Regions from separate parts of the Homo sapiens genome. Here regions 1 and 2 are each linked to region 3. The links are chromatin loops, found by intact Hi-C in ENCODE. Cell type or tissue: endothelial cell of umbilical vein. All regions are shown on one strand.

What was found. Hi-C counts contacts between places; a loop is a spot of excess contacts. Peaks named below come from ENCODE experiments on the same cell type or tissue, not always from the same donor. Only the 100,000 strongest peaks of a DNase experiment are listed, where the experiment ranks them.
Region 1: a loop joins it to region 3, with 8 times the contacts of the local background. A loop is called at or near these places in 1 of 110 quality-filtered maps.
Region 2: a loop joins it to region 3, with 6 times the contacts of the local background. A loop is called at or near these places in 1 of 110 quality-filtered maps.

The regions. Positions count from the first base shown.
Region 1 is chr2:33,237,946-33,242,945 of GRCh38, forward strand. All of the region lies in intron 9 of LTBP1 (latent transforming growth factor beta binding protein 1), which reads left to right. Among named protein-coding and RNA genes, the nearest start is that of MIR4430, 180 kb to the right of the region's middle. In endothelial cell of umbilical vein, no CTCF peak of the experiment used is centred here; DNase peaks (open chromatin) are centred at 396 and 2,416; H3K27ac peaks cover 4,522 bases.
Region 2 is chr2:33,067,264-33,072,263 of GRCh38, forward strand. The region is part of intron 3 of LTBP1 (latent transforming growth factor beta binding protein 1); the gene reads left to right. Among named protein-coding and RNA genes, the nearest start is that of LTBP1, 120 kb to the left of the region's middle. RefSeq lists an enhancer at 2,377-3,576 and a silencer at 2,519-2,813. In endothelial cell of umbilical vein, no CTCF peak of the experiment used is centred here; a DNase peak (open chromatin) is centred at 2,778; H3K27ac peaks cover 2,603 bases.
Region 3 is chr2:33,340,127-33,345,126 of GRCh38, forward strand. LTBP1 (latent transforming growth factor beta binding protein 1) reads left to right here. Exons shown (of 34, transcript NM_206943.4): 25 at 2,712-2,837. Among named protein-coding and RNA genes, the nearest start is that of MIR4430, 76 kb to the right of the region's middle. In endothelial cell of umbilical vein, no CTCF peak of the experiment used is centred here; DNase peaks (open chromatin) are centred at 405 and 2,225; H3K27ac peaks cover 3,403 bases.

The DNA of each region.
Region 1 (5,000 bases), 100 kb before region 3:
CCTTAAAAGTGTCTAAGCCTGTGTGTACCCTATAGAATATCTTCATGTTCCTTCGTGGTATGTCTACCCAGTGCAAAGTTGTTCTTTGGAAGTTTAAGAAATATATATATTGTCTAAGTGATCCTTATTAAATAACTTAATAGTCTGTCTGGGAAAAGTATTTGTATTAAGAGGTATTTTTCTGCTTTCAAGTGGAAGGCATACTGCTAATGGAATTCTGTCATGGAATTTATATTTACTAGCAAAAGCTGAACACACACAGATGAATCTCCAGAAAGCTTCATATTTTCACACAGTAGAAAGATGCTCATGTCCTGTTCTTACCTTGTCCTGACTCCTGTTGGACATGCCTCATTTCCTGTATAAACTTGCGTCACTAAGAAGACAGTAAATTCTTACTCACTTTGTTAAACATACATACTTTCCTGTAGGAGAAGAGATGCATAAAAATATATTTATTTCCCAGAAGGGCACTTGTGCTGTTCGTAATATATTATGCACCAAATGTCATACTTTCTTTATTCCCTGGCATTTTCAGCCCTGGCAACTGGCAGATTGTTTTGAAGTCAGAGAATATTTAAACTACAAGTAACCTTGGGGATAATATAGTTCAGCCCCTCTGTGTTACAGGAGAGGACACTGAGATCAAGAGAAACTCAGAGACTTGCTCTGGGTAACATAACATTTTGTCCTAGTTGGACCAAAAGCTAGATCTTAGTGGAATATTCCTCCTATTATTTTCCCCCATCCTCTCCATCCTTTTTAGAAATATGGCCTTGGACGAAATTATCTCTGTAAAATGGAATAATTATTCTTGTACTGCTCACCATCCAGAATTGTTGTGAAGTTCCAGTGAGATACGGTGTGCTATAGAAATGTAAAGAATCCTGATGAGGTAGAAGGAAGATGAAGGTCCTCACTTCATCGTCACCTTATCGCATCATTCCCATGTACTGAAATACTTAGGCTGTTTTATGTTGGGTTGTTCATAGGGAGTCTCTTGTTATGCATGTATACCTGATTACTTTATATTCTTCTACTACCTGGTTAATAAAAGCCCAGCCCTCTTATTTCTGTTGTATTAGTTTGAACCATAGGACATTGCCAATATTTGACCATTTTAGAAGAAGAGCAGTTTTAGAAGAAAAGCAGTTTTGTGTTCCTGAACTTCATCTGTGAGCTGAAGTATGTGGTAGGCTATACAGGCAGAGATACCTGTAAATGTTTTAAATAAGTGGAAAAGTATGTAAAGCTCCTTCATGTTAGCTGTAGTAGCTTCATGGATTTTGCCTACTCCAGAGGAGCACATGGGTCCGTATGAATTTCTTTCCTAGTTTCTGTTTCTGTAAACTTCTAGACTGCCTGCCTGAACACAAAAGCTCAGATGGGGATAGGGAATGGTGACTGGCTGTATGTGGGTGCTGAGCCCCTTCAGCCATTTATTTTGGCCTTCATTCTTTAACTCAGGAAGTTGTTCTGTATGCAGTGGTTATACCACTTCTTCAAAGGACAGACTTCCACAGTTTTCCAGAGAAATTTGTCATCTATAGAGGGAGAACAAGGAATAAATTCATGTATTTTTCAAACTAAATATTAAAATACTTTTGATTTAGTTAGAATCTGTTGAGGAAGGTTTGTTGACGCTTTAAAATATGAGACTTGGCCGGATGCAGTGGCTCACACACTTTGGGAGGCTGAGCACTTTGGGAGGCCGAGGTGGGCGGATCACTTGAGGTCAGGAGTTCAAGACCAGCCTGGCCAACATGGTGAAACCCTGTCTCTACTAAAAATACAAAAAAAAAAAAAAAATTAGCTGGGCATGGTGGCATGTGCCTGTAATCCCAACTACTCAGGAGGCTGAGGCAGGAGAATCGCTTGAACCTGGGAGGCGAAGGTTGCAGCGACCTGAGATTGTGCCGCTGTACTCCAACCTGTGTGACAGAGTAAGACTCCATCTTAAATAAATAAATAAATAAATAAATAAATAAATAAAAATATGAGACTCCTGAAACACTATATTGTTATTTGAATTTATTCCTTCACAAATAAGCTATTTATAAAATGACAAATATTGTAATCAGGTTTTATTTGATTAAAGAAAGAAGATAGCTTTAGGCAATGAAGTCCAAATAGAATTCTGGTTTACCATTCACCCGTCACGTTCCATACAGTTGTTAAGTCTGAATAGAATTACGGTTTACCATTCACCCATCATGTTCCATACAGTTGTTAAGTCTAAATAGAATTATGGTTTACCATTCACCCATCACGTTCCATACAGTTTTTAAGTATAAATAGAATTCTGCTTTACCATTCACCCATCACATTCCATACAGTTGTTAAGTCTAAATAGAATTCTGGTTTACCATTCACCTATCACGTTCCAAACAGTTGTTAAACTTTGGCCTGATGATGTCATCACTTGGAATGTTCTTCTCTCATCCAGATACAATGCGTTCAGTTCAACCAATGCTTTGTTCTTAACGTGTTTGTGAGTCTCTGACATCCTTTACTTTAATTTAGAAAGCTTGTGACTACCTGTCTAGGAAAAATCACTTAGGCAGTTGCTCCTGTTTCTTAATAATTAGAAATGTCTTATTAATTTATTAATTTCTGAAGTCCTATGTTAAAATTATGGGGATAAGTTGTTTGTTGGCTGGGAAGGGGCACAAAGAACCTTCTCAGGTGATGGAAACATTCTTTTTTTTTTTTTTTTTTTTTTTGAGACGGAGTCTTGCTCTGTCGCCCAGGCTGGAGTGCAGTGGCGCGATCTCGGCTCACTCCAAGCTCCACCTCTCAGGTTCACGCCATTCTCCTGCCTCAGCCTCCTGAGTAGCTGGGACTGCAGGCACCTGCCACCACGCCTGGCTAACTTTTTGTATTTTTAGTAGAGACGGGGTTTCACTGTGTTAGCCAGGATGGTCTCGATCTCCTGACTTCGTGATCTGCCCACCTCGGCCTCCCAAAGTGCTGGGATTACAGGCGTGAGCCACCGCGCCCGGCCAGAAACGTTCTTAATCACAATCTGGGTGGTGGTTACACCACAAGTAGATATGCAAAAATTCATCTAGTTGTATACTTAAGATTGATATATTCTAGTGTATATACGTTAAATATAGGAAACAGAAATCTAATCTCTAATTTGTAGTAGCTCAGGAAATATAAAAAAATAGATGAACCAAGGCAGTTGAAGGAAACAGTTTTTCTGGAAGCTGTGAGAATGTGTCACAAAGGAAGGCCCAGGCTTCCTGGGTTCTTCGGGCCAAAATTAGGGGAAGTGTTGGTGCCAGTGCCGGTGGCACAAGCTGATTAAAACAGTCATAACAGGAAGAGTCTTACACGATTCTTCGTCTTTGTGGATGTTTCTGTTTCTTCCTGTCTATACCTGATAGGTTTGCTTGGTCATTTTGTTTGTTTTCTTCCGTCTGAATTCCTGTCCTCCATTCCCATGGCATCAGAGTCAAGGCAGTAAGCAGTGTGGAGAGTCAAAGAAGGGGCATTGGAAGAGGGTACTAGGCATTGGTTGTAAATCAGGTATTTATGAGTCTGGGGGGAAACCTCTACATTAACCTGGCAGCCAGCCGCAAGGCTGAGATGGTGCTGTTATAGAAACCACCTAGCAAGGGAAAATTCTGGGTCCTCAATCTTATCATGGAATGTGTAGTGGTGCAGCCAATGAACAGGAATACAGGCCATTCAGGGGAAGAGGAATGCTAATAATCATACCCTAGTGAGGATATGAGGGGAAATAGAAGAGTGGAAATTTTGTCCAGCCTTCTTGACCACAACTGGCTGGTTACCCAAACTTGAGGTTTTACTTGGGACATATAATAGGGCTTCACTTGTACCGTGTAAGCTCCAACTGGACTTGGCACTCTTCCTGGTCCTTCATGGTGGTTTTCTTAAAAAGAATGAGTTACGGGGGAATATTTTCAGTTACATGCTGTACATAAAAGTGCATTACAGAACAACACACACTTCAATAAATAATGAGATGGTCAGGTGCTGTACTGTGTGCCGTACCAGGTGTCATCTAGCTGTAGCAGTTTCCAGCTACGTGCAAGTTGGAACACCATAGAATTTATACAGCAAATATGCATTAACTTATCATTTGAATGTCACGGAAGGTATCATATTTTATCACTGAAATTAACTTAAAAATTGCATGCTCTGAGTAAAATATGTACGTATAGATCACGATGCCTACTTAGAACATGAAATATTGATGTTCATATAATGTTAATATTTGCTTAAATAGTGATTGAGGGCTGTATTTTCTTTTTATGTGATGATCCTGATAGTAATGTTTTGCTACCATTGTATCCAACTTTTTGATTTTCAATTAATTACCTTTGCAAGTGACTATATAATCTTTCTTTGTAAAATCACTTCATTTATATCTCTCCTCTTTCAAATCGCTTTGATTTCCCCCTGGATCTCCATATGCAGAGTATCTTAAGTGTCTATTTGTAGCAGTGATTTCCTCTTTCACTGTATTTCTGAATCTTCTGCTGCTACTGGGTATTTCTACTTGGGTATCCCAATGTGACCTTGAACTATAAAACTGAACTCCTCTTCTTCCTGCCTTCTTTCTTCCTCAGAACTCCTTCCGCAAAACCAGCTGTGATTTTTTTTTCCTTTTTTCTTAGATTAGGAGCCTCCCAGACATCCTTGACTCCTTTCTCTTACTTTCTCATGATGTGTAGTCCAGTCAAGCACCATGCATTTTCAGTTGTTCTTAAAAAAAAAAAAAAAAAAGATTTGTCCATTCTTTATCTTCCTGATTGTTCTCACTGTCACCAGCCTGGCTGTTACCAACCTCATACTTGCATGACCCCTTCAAGTGATCAGACTTTTAATCTCTTCTCAACAAGCCATGTGTTGGCCAGGTGAATTTTCCTAGAGTCTGTCTTTGAGTCTTTCTTTCTCCTGCTCAGAAACCTTTAGTATATAGCTCCCTGTTCTCAATGAAACTGAATCCAAATGCAGCCTGAATTGTA
Region 2 (5,000 bases), 270 kb before region 3:
GTTGATAATGAATTCAACATAAAACTATAAGGCAAAACAGTGCTTATATGTGAAACTTAATATTGAAGTAAAGTCACTTAGATGCCACCTAACATTGTTTTAATCACTAGTAATATTAAGATGCTTTATACACTTCTTATGCTGTCAAAAGTGAAAATAAGAAATGAGATCTCTGTTTGCATACCAGTTGTAGCAGATACATTTTCTTAGCTCAACTAAGTACTGTTGACCTTCCATATCCATGAGTTCTGCATCTGTTTTTAACCAGCTTTGAATCAAACATATCTGGGAGAAACAAATGGCATCTGTACTGAACATTCACAGACACTTTTTGATCATTATTCTCTAAACAATACAGTATAACAACTATTTACATAGCATTTACATTGTATTAGGTATTATGAGTAATCTAGAGATTATTTAAAATATACAAGAGGATATGCATAGATTAGAAGCAAATACTATGACATTTTATATTAGGGACTGGAATATCCACAGTTTTTGGAATCTGAGGGAGGTCCTGGAACTAATCTCCCATGGATACCAGGGGACAGCTGTACCAGCAGTGCTTTTGGACCACAATGCAAGTAGAAAGGAAATTTCTATAATTCAAAATCTATTTAACTGTGCAGTTGAAGAGCTTCCACTTAACTTTAATTGCAAGTGAAGAATCTGAAATGTAGCAACATACCAAAAGGAGGATATCAACAGAAGAATATAATAAAAATTTTTAAATGCCATCCAAGTAATGAATATGCTTAAATAAAATCATATGCTCCTGGATAACAGTATTTTTTCCATACACAAATAGGTGTGTGAAAAGACATTTTCAGAGATGAAATATGTAAAATCTCATTAGAGATTAGCATTAGCAGAGTAACATTTGCGATTCTTTTTTTGTGGGGTGGGGGGAGGGTGTAAACATATGTTTTTATTTCTCTTGAATAAATGCCCAGGAGTGCAGTTACTAAGTCATGTAGTAGTTGCATGTTTAGTTTTTTTTTTTAAACAATAAACATTATTTTTCGATAATTTTTAGATTCACAGCCAAAATGAAGGGAAATAGATATATAGTCCATATACTCCCTGCCCCCAAATGTGCACAGCTTCTTCCATTATCTATTACCACTCCCACACCAGAGGGGTAATTTGTTATAAATGATGAACCTGCATTGACTCATCATCATCGTCCAGAGTCCATAGTTTATATTGCTGACTCTTGATGTTGTACATTCTGTGGGTTTGGAAAAATGAATAATGGCATGTATCTGCCATTACAGCATCCTACAGAGTATTTTCACTGCTCTAAAAATCCTCTATGCTCCACCTATTCATTCTTCCTTCTCCCCTAATCCTTGGCAACCACTGATCTTTTTATTATTTTGATAATATTTGCAGTTGATTTTGATGATAAGGAATACTAACTTTGAGTCCCAATTAAGCAAATTGTCCTCCCTCTACCAAAAGAATATCATTCTTCACATTAGGAGGCTTATATACAAATAATTATACTTTGTTATTAATATTATGTTTTGAATTTTGTCAATGAAAAATGTGTGTGAAATTGTTTTCTCTCATTAAGTACCCTCTATGATACCCTCAATATTGCCTTTTGGCCCACAACTAAAATATATACTATATGGGTCTTTATGGAAAAAGTTTGCTAACCCCTGATTCATATCAATGTTTAACTATTCTAACCATTTAGATCAGAGAATGAATGTTTTTGTGCCTCAATAAATGTCAGTTTCAAAAACCAACAGCAGTAAAGGAAATTTTGTTTGGGGCTCAGGATATTTTGCTCCGGAAGTTAAGCTTACTTAAAGTTTACTCTTGTTCTGAAATTGTGTTAAGTTGTCTGGGAGAGGGTTGAGCACAATACATGACTGTTGATTCCTCTCTGTGTACTTGTTAGGTATCCCTGGTACCCTGAGATGATGGCCCCACTCAAAGCCAGACTTCCGAGAGCCTGGACTGGGGAGAAAGATGCCCCTGGCTCTGTGCACTGATGCCTCCCTCCCCGCCCCACTCCATTCATACCCACACCCTCTCCCTCTAGTCTGCACCTCTTCCTCCTGTGCATGGGAATATCTAGTCCCTCAGTTCCCAAATTTCTGCAGATGAAGCACCCATTCTTGTCATTCCCACTTATGATCCATTTTGATCTAGAAGGTAGTGTTGTCTCCTAGGAGGGCAACAAGCAAGTCTGAGCTGCCTGCCCCAGAGTTTTTGCTGTTTGCTAAGGCATCTCTGGGGTGAACAGAGGGCAGGTCAATGTTACCTGCTGACCTTGAAACCCTTGGTGTGTGTGCAGCACAGCCTGGAAGTTGTCAGTCAAGATTATTCTCAAGCCTCATAGACTCAGGTTCCTAGTACAGACATCTGCATCCAGACCAGTTATCTGCTCACAAAACAAAGTTGAAGAGAACAAGAATGAACATCATGCAGTTTTGATTTTTGCCTCTTCATTCTCCCTTTCCCCCATTTTCATCCACAAATGCTTACTGTCTTCACCATTTTGTGCAATATTAATTTCTCTGGGTTATTTATAGGGAGTGGGTGGGCACAGTGCTTATGACTTAGAATGGAAGACGGTATTCCCCGAAGAGCTCTCAACAGCTCACAGTCTGAGGGAGACCCTGTGGGTACTTGGTCTGTTGATCCTGTTGAAAAGTGAGCATAGCATGTGGGAAAGTGACTCATGGATGTGACTTCACCATTGCCCTCCTTTTAAACTTCTTACAGTGAAAGCATAACCCAGTTCTGACAAAGGTTTTCAGCCAGGGCTGGGCCTGCCTTTGACTCAGCGATGTGTCACATTCTCTCTGCCGGAAACTCTCATTCTTAACACCAGTCATCATGGTCCTGGCAACACACTTTTTGGAGAGGTGTTGGTATTTGGTGGATTTATTTTCTTTTCCAGCTGCCCACAAAAAAACAAACTCAGAAATATCTATTTGTTTTTCCTTTGAAAAGTTTGTTGGAATAGTGTGTCATTTCTCCATCTGGAGCCGTTGTTGCTTTGCCAAGGATAGTTTGCTTAGGGCCATGGCAAGGTGACGGTGGCCCTAAGTGAAGGGTAAAATAACTGGGGCGGCATGCCCGTCTGGGATGGCGAAACCTCTGAGCTGCTGTCAGGCGGTGGGTGGCTAGCCATGGCTGGTGGCCACAGGCCATCACTTCAACTGTGGCTGGGATTTGCTTAAAGAAGTCCTTTAAGTTTCTTAAGTAATGTCTGCCCAGTCACTCACCTAAGCGGATACCTCTTTACTGTTCGGTGATTTTGTGCCAAGAGAATGCCTAGACTTGCCAGCCCACATTGGAAACTTCCCAGAAGCCCAAGGGCCACACCTAATTTACAAGAACTGGAACCCCTATTCCATTCTTTGCTGCTTACAGCTTATGGGAGAGGCATGTTCTAACGGGCTTCTTTCCTTCTAATTTGTAGATCCTGTGCAGGCAGCTCCTTGAAGGCAGGGCTGTGCCTTTCTTGTATGTTTTCTTAGAGTGTTGAGCTCAGAGGAGACCCCAGTAGAGAAGGCACTGTGGCGTGGGGGAGTAACACCTGTTTAGTAGTCAGGGGAATAGGGTCAAAACTCCACGTTGGCCACGGGCTATGAGATCTTGGCCCAGTCAGTTCATTTCTCTGGGCATTTCCTCATCATCCAATTGCTGGGCTGAGTGATTCTCTAAAGCAGTGGTTCTCACCCTTGCTAGATGTATGAGAAACACCTGTGGACTTTTTATTCTTTAATCATACATGATCTGGCCACAGCCACTCATAGTGGGTTCAGCAAGTCTGGGTGGAGCTTGCAGAGTAAAGATTTTTCCAGAGTTCTTTATGGCCAGGGTTGAGGGCCACTATGTGCAGTCCCTGACTAGATAAGCAATGGGAACAAAGAGTGAGTCGTTCAGGCCACTTCCAAGCTTACTCACGTGGCTTTGGGTAGGTCTTGGTTCCTCATGGCTTTTGGCGGAAGGCCTCATTCATACCTCACTACCTGGGCCTCTCCATAGGACAGCTAGCTTGCCTTCCTCACAGTGAATGAGAATGTGGACAAAGTAGAAGCTACAGTCTTTTTGTAAACGCAATCTCAGAAGTGATGTCCCATCATGTTTGTCATATTTTATTCATTAGAAATGAGTCCCTTGATCTGCCTTATACTCTAGGGGAGAGGATTCTGCAAGAATCTGGACTACCAGGCAGTGGGATCATTGGGTGCCATCTTAGAGGCTGCCTTGCACAGCATCTAGGAGGTGGCTGCAGAATGGATTTTGGAGCAGGAACAGGGGGAAGGGAAGCAGGGAATCAGAAGGGTGTGGTCCACAAGCTAATGGAAGGAGGATAGAATTCAAGTATAGGCTAGGTTATGATGTCGTAACAAGTCATAATCTGAGGGGCTTGAAATAACAAAGATTTATTTCTTCCTCATGCAGATAGTAGTTACAGGCTGTTTTGGGCTTTGTGCCATATCATCACACGTGGGACATGTTCATCACGGGTCGTCTGGGGATTCTTCTTTATGTCATTTTCACTGTGGGACCTAAGCTGACAAAGCAGCTTGAATGTGGAAAAACTCCAACTGTGCTTCCCCCACTATACTCTCACAAAGCAAATCTGACACCGGATGTGTGGGGATTTCTGCCCACCAGCAAGCAAGCAGTCAGTTCTGCAGTGCACACCAACTGAATGTCCTTTAATTGAATTCTGACACTGTCTACCTGGAGACAGCATCGGATCCCACAGGTTCAGGGCTCAGTCCCACGAGACTGCCCCCGTTTCAGATACCAGTTGCAAGTCTGAGCCTCTGGAACTTCTGACCAACCAGTGTCAAGTTGGGGTTCCCATGATCTGCTGTTTGGGTTTGACTAATTTGCTAGAGCGGCTCACAGAACTCATGGAAACACAGGTTTACCAGTTTATTATAAAGGATATTGCAAAGGATACAGACGAAGAGGTGCTTAGGGAGAGGTTTAGGGGAAGGGGCGCAGATCTTCCA
Region 3 (5,000 bases):
GAGCGCCTGTAGTCCCAGCTACTCAGGAGACTGAGGCAGGAGAATGACGTGAACCCAATAGGTGGAGTTTGCAGTGAGCAGAGATCGCGCCCCTGCACTCCAGCCTGGGCGACAGAGCGAGACTCTGTCTCAAAAAAAAAAAAAAAAAAAAAAAGTGCTCCGTAGAAGAATCTTGGCTGGAGAGGAGGATGGGGGATTTATCCCAAGGAGCATGGTCACTGAAACTGGGAGAGTGTGGGAAGGGTGGAGGAGAGGAGTGCTGAGCACACAGCAGATTTCAGGCAGGGCGGGAGCCTTGGCAGACACCCACTTTCAGGCTGCCAAAGGGCAAGGACAAGCTCAAGGCAGAACAAGAAGAATATTCCGTCACTGAACGTGGGAAGAGAGTGTTCAAGGAGTGGGCATTCAGCCAGACTCGGAGGTCAGGGGTGACTGACCGGAAGATGATCATGAGATTTAGTGATGAGCTGGTCACTGGTGCTTTTTCTCATAGGAGTCTCAGTGGCATAAAGAGTTAGGAAGTAAGATTCTAGGTCATTGAGGAGGAGGAGGAGGAGGAAGAGGAATAGTAGTAATAATAATAAAGTTGACATGTACTATATTGGATGTCTCCCTACGATACATGCCAGGCAGTCTTCAAAGCACTTTGTACGTGTTATTTTGTTTAATGCTCACAGTAATTGTAGGAACTTACCAATGTTATTAATATTATTCATATTGATACTATTATTTCCATTTACAGATAGACTGTAATAGGAAATAAAGACAATGAGTATAGACAATCCTTTGTGACATTTTGCAGTGATACAAAAAGTTTAATTCCCCCCAAACTAAATTCTGTCAAGTGAAATTGAACTTGTCATTTTCTTTAGCATTTGTTGTCTGATTTCATTATTTGAACATAAAAGTACAATCTTCACATATATTTGGATGCTGTTACATTTTCTTAATTGTTTCTCCAAATCTTACATTTTGGCGTGACTGTTAAGTCCAGGGCAGAGAGAGCAGAGTACCAGGCGTGGCTGGTGTGAGATGTGGCAGTGCCCAAGGAGAAGAAAAGCACAATGGGCGATGATATGATCAGGTGAAAACTATTTTCAAGCAATTTTAACATTTTTGAAGGCAGTGAGGGTAGGATCCAGGGGAGGAATAACTGAAGATGTTGGAGAAGGATGAGCAGGTGGGACCTTGAGGCAGAGACTGGTCAGGGCGGGAGAAGGAGCCCCACCCAGAAAGGAGAAGGGATGTAGGTTTTTTGTTTGTTTGTTTTGAGTTGAGAAAATAAGTTTAAAAGAGAAAATGCGGCCAGGTGCGGTGGCTCAAGCCTGTAATCCCAGCACTTTGGAAGGCCGAGGCGGGCAGATCACGAGGTCAGGAGATTGAGACCATCCTGGCTAACATGGTGAAACACCGTCTCTACTAAAAATACAAAAAATTAGCCAGGCGTGGTGGCGAGTGCCTGTAGTCCCAGCTACTCAGGAGGCTGAGGCAGGAGAATGGCTTGAACCTGGGAGGTGGAGCTTGCAGTGAGCCGAGATTGCGCCACTGCACTCCAGCCTGGGCGACAGAGTGAGACTCCGTCTCACTCAAAAAAAAAAAAAAAATATATATATATATATGTATATTTATATATAAAAATAATAAAAGAGAAAATGCTCAATTTTATTAATAGTAACTCTCCCCAAACTAAACTCTGTCAAGTGAACTTGAACTTGTCATTTTCTTTAACAGTTGTTACCTGATTTCATTATTTGAACATAAAAGTGCAATCTTCTTCACATATATTTGGATGCTGTCATTAACATTTTCTTAATTGTTTCTCCAAAAACTTGCATGTGGCATGACTGTTAAATCCAGGGGCAGAGAGAGCAGAGTACCAGGTGATGGGTGGTATAGATGTGGCAGTGCCCAAGGAGAACGGGAAGGAAAGAACGGAGAAGGAAATTAGTAACCGTAAGAATAAAGAAGAATTCTATCTAAAAGTCTGTTGTAACTTTGCAATTGAGGCATCACTTTTATAAGAACATTTTTATTAATGAGAAAAAAAGGCAGAAGATCACTCTCATCACGTTTATGGAGAACAAAATGAATTGGCAAGTCAGCCAATCAGCTGGAGCAGCCTGGACGGTTAGGACCTTGAATGGCTGTAAATTGGTGGCATCAAATCTTTTCTTTTGGCACTGGGACTGACTGGCTACCCTGCTGACTTCATCAGACTCTCTCTTGACTTCCTGAGGATGTTGTGTAGTCTGGATCAAGGTTATCCACAAGGTTAAGTAAACTATTGCTCATTTCCACCTGTAACTATCAGATGCAAATACTATTAGCATTTACTGCAACTAAAACAAGTGACAATATTTTCACATGTTTTCTCTGTAGGAATATAAGGTCCCTTGGAAATAAAGAGTCGAGAACGTTTAGGTAATACTGGGCGTGGCACTTGCAGCCATCATTTCAGTCTAAAAACATTTCCTAAGGAAAAGTACTAAATGTTTTTTTCATAGAACCCAACATTTTGGCTGTTAAACCATTTTCATCAAAACATTTTATTTATATGTAAAATATTTTAAAAGCTGTTTTCTGTGTAAACATGTTCATCTCATCATCACACACTAATCAGGATGTGTTGAGTGCCTCTGTTTATCCATTAATATCTGGTGTTTGTCAGCCTGTGTTTGTTTTGTGTCTGATGTTCCATGTCTTTTTTGCAGATATTGATGAATGTGTAAACAACACTGTTTGTGACAGTCACGGGTTTTGTGACAATACAGCTGGCTCCTTCCGCTGCCTCTGTTATCAGGGCTTTCAAGCCCCACAGGATGGGCAAGGGTGTGTGGGTGAGTTTTTAGATTTTTTCCCAACGTGTTTCACATGTCCCTAGGGAAAAGAAATCACAGTGAACAACAGGAGCTTTTAAGCAGGTAATTTGGGTAGAGCTTTATCGTAATTTGATTTTGTCATACAATTTGAGGATGTGCAAAAATATCCTATGTTGGCTGGGTGCATGGCTCACGGTTGTAACCCCAGCACTTTGGGAGGCCAAGGTTGGAGAATTGCTTGAGACCAGGAGTTTGAGACCAGCCTGGGTAGCATGGTGAGATCTTTTCTCTATGAATAAAAATTTTAAAAAAAAAATTAGCCAGGCTTGATGGTGGATGCCTGTAGTCCCAACTACTTGGGAGGCCGAGGTGGGAGGATCTCATGTGCCCAGGAGTTTGAGGCTGCAATAAGCCGTGATCATGCCACTGCACGGCAGCTTGGGCAACAGAGAAAGACCCTGTCTCAAAAAAAAAAAAAAAAAATCCTATGGCTTCTGAAATTGTTAGGGACATTAAGAAATATAAAAGTATGACTTTACATTTAAATGAATTTTAACAAGAACATCTGTTTAAACTCTAACTGAGTATGCAGAACTCTAGACTCCCTTCAGCACAGGAAATAGAGTCTGGTGTGTGGTATAGATTGTCTGTCTTTGAAATGCATCCCCTTAGACAGTGCGTTTAAGGCAAAGTATTGCCAGGAGCTTCAGTGTCCAGGAATGATACCTGTAAAAGGATGCTTTGAATTGTGCAACTGTATTTCCTCAGTCTGTTCCGGGATTGACAGGGCTGGAAGGAATCTTGAATATCATCATATGTCCTGGAATATGGTCCAACAAATGCTCACACAGAAAATAATTTGTATTTCATTGTCTGACCAAGATGTGATTTCTTCACGTCAAACTCATTATGAAACATATTTGCAATTAGAGCAATTAAATGGGAAAGAGAAGAAAGGTTATCAAATTCAAGACTTTATAGATAGCAAGACTTTTCTTTTTCTTTATTCTTAGAGAAAAATAGCCATGTTCACTACATGGCAGGTGGAACTTGAGGAGTCTATTGCCTATTTGGTTTGAAAATTTGCAATTAAGACATTAGTTCATTTGCCATCCATATTAAACTTGGAAAACAAGATTTTTAAGGTTTAATGATAATGTCACTTAATAACTGCTTTTGTGGAATTATGAAATTCAGTTAATTCTCAACCAAAAATTATTTACAAAGCAATGGTGTGGTTTCATGCATAAGCAGTAGCTAGTCAAAAACATAGATAATTATTCAAGAATTATTCACAACAAGACATAGTTATTTAATAATATAGCTAAGACTATCCTAATCTTAGTTCAAACTCCTGCTTTGGCCACCTTTCCACCAAAATACAGTTGTTTGACGTTTGGATAATATTTTCACCAGTTGGGTCTTGTGATGTGGCCCCTACTTTTCATCTTAACTTTACCACTTCCTTCTTCACCTGTTGTTTCCAGCAACGTCAGACTGGTTGTGGTTGCCCATGTCACTGTGCAATTATTTGACTGTTGTTCACTCCTTCTGCTGGGAATATCCTCCTGACCTCTCCTTCCCTGAGCCCTGGATTTTTCTCACTCGTTCTTGAAGACTGAGGTTCAGTGTCATCTTCCAGACACCATCCCTGCTCCATTCCTCACTCTCAAGCTGAGCTGTGACCTCTGCTTCCAGAGCACCTTCAGCAAATTCTATTATAGCACTTACAACCTTTGGGGGAATAATTTAATAATGGGTATACCACCTGCAGACCGCTTCTGCAAGGCTATGACCTCTATATGATTGAAAACTTTCTCACTTCTCCCTGGGCAGGGCACGATGCTTGGCTTATTATAGGTGCTCAGTAAATTTTGTTTAACTACCAACTGTTTAAATATCAGATGTTGAACCATACCTGGAAACCATGTCAGCTATCTGGAGTCCACATAGCTCCAGAGCCCCTGCTTAATGTTCATTTCTAACCAGCCAGATGAGCACACCAAACCCATGCTGACATTTCAGCTTGGCACACAAAACACCACCCTTAGAGAAGGAATATTTGTTATCATTTTGGTGAACTCAACAAATGCCATTTTATTTGTGTTTGTATTTATTATTTCAAAAATATTTACTAAGCACCTATGATACGCACTTCACACTGGGTGTTCTGTAGAGCTA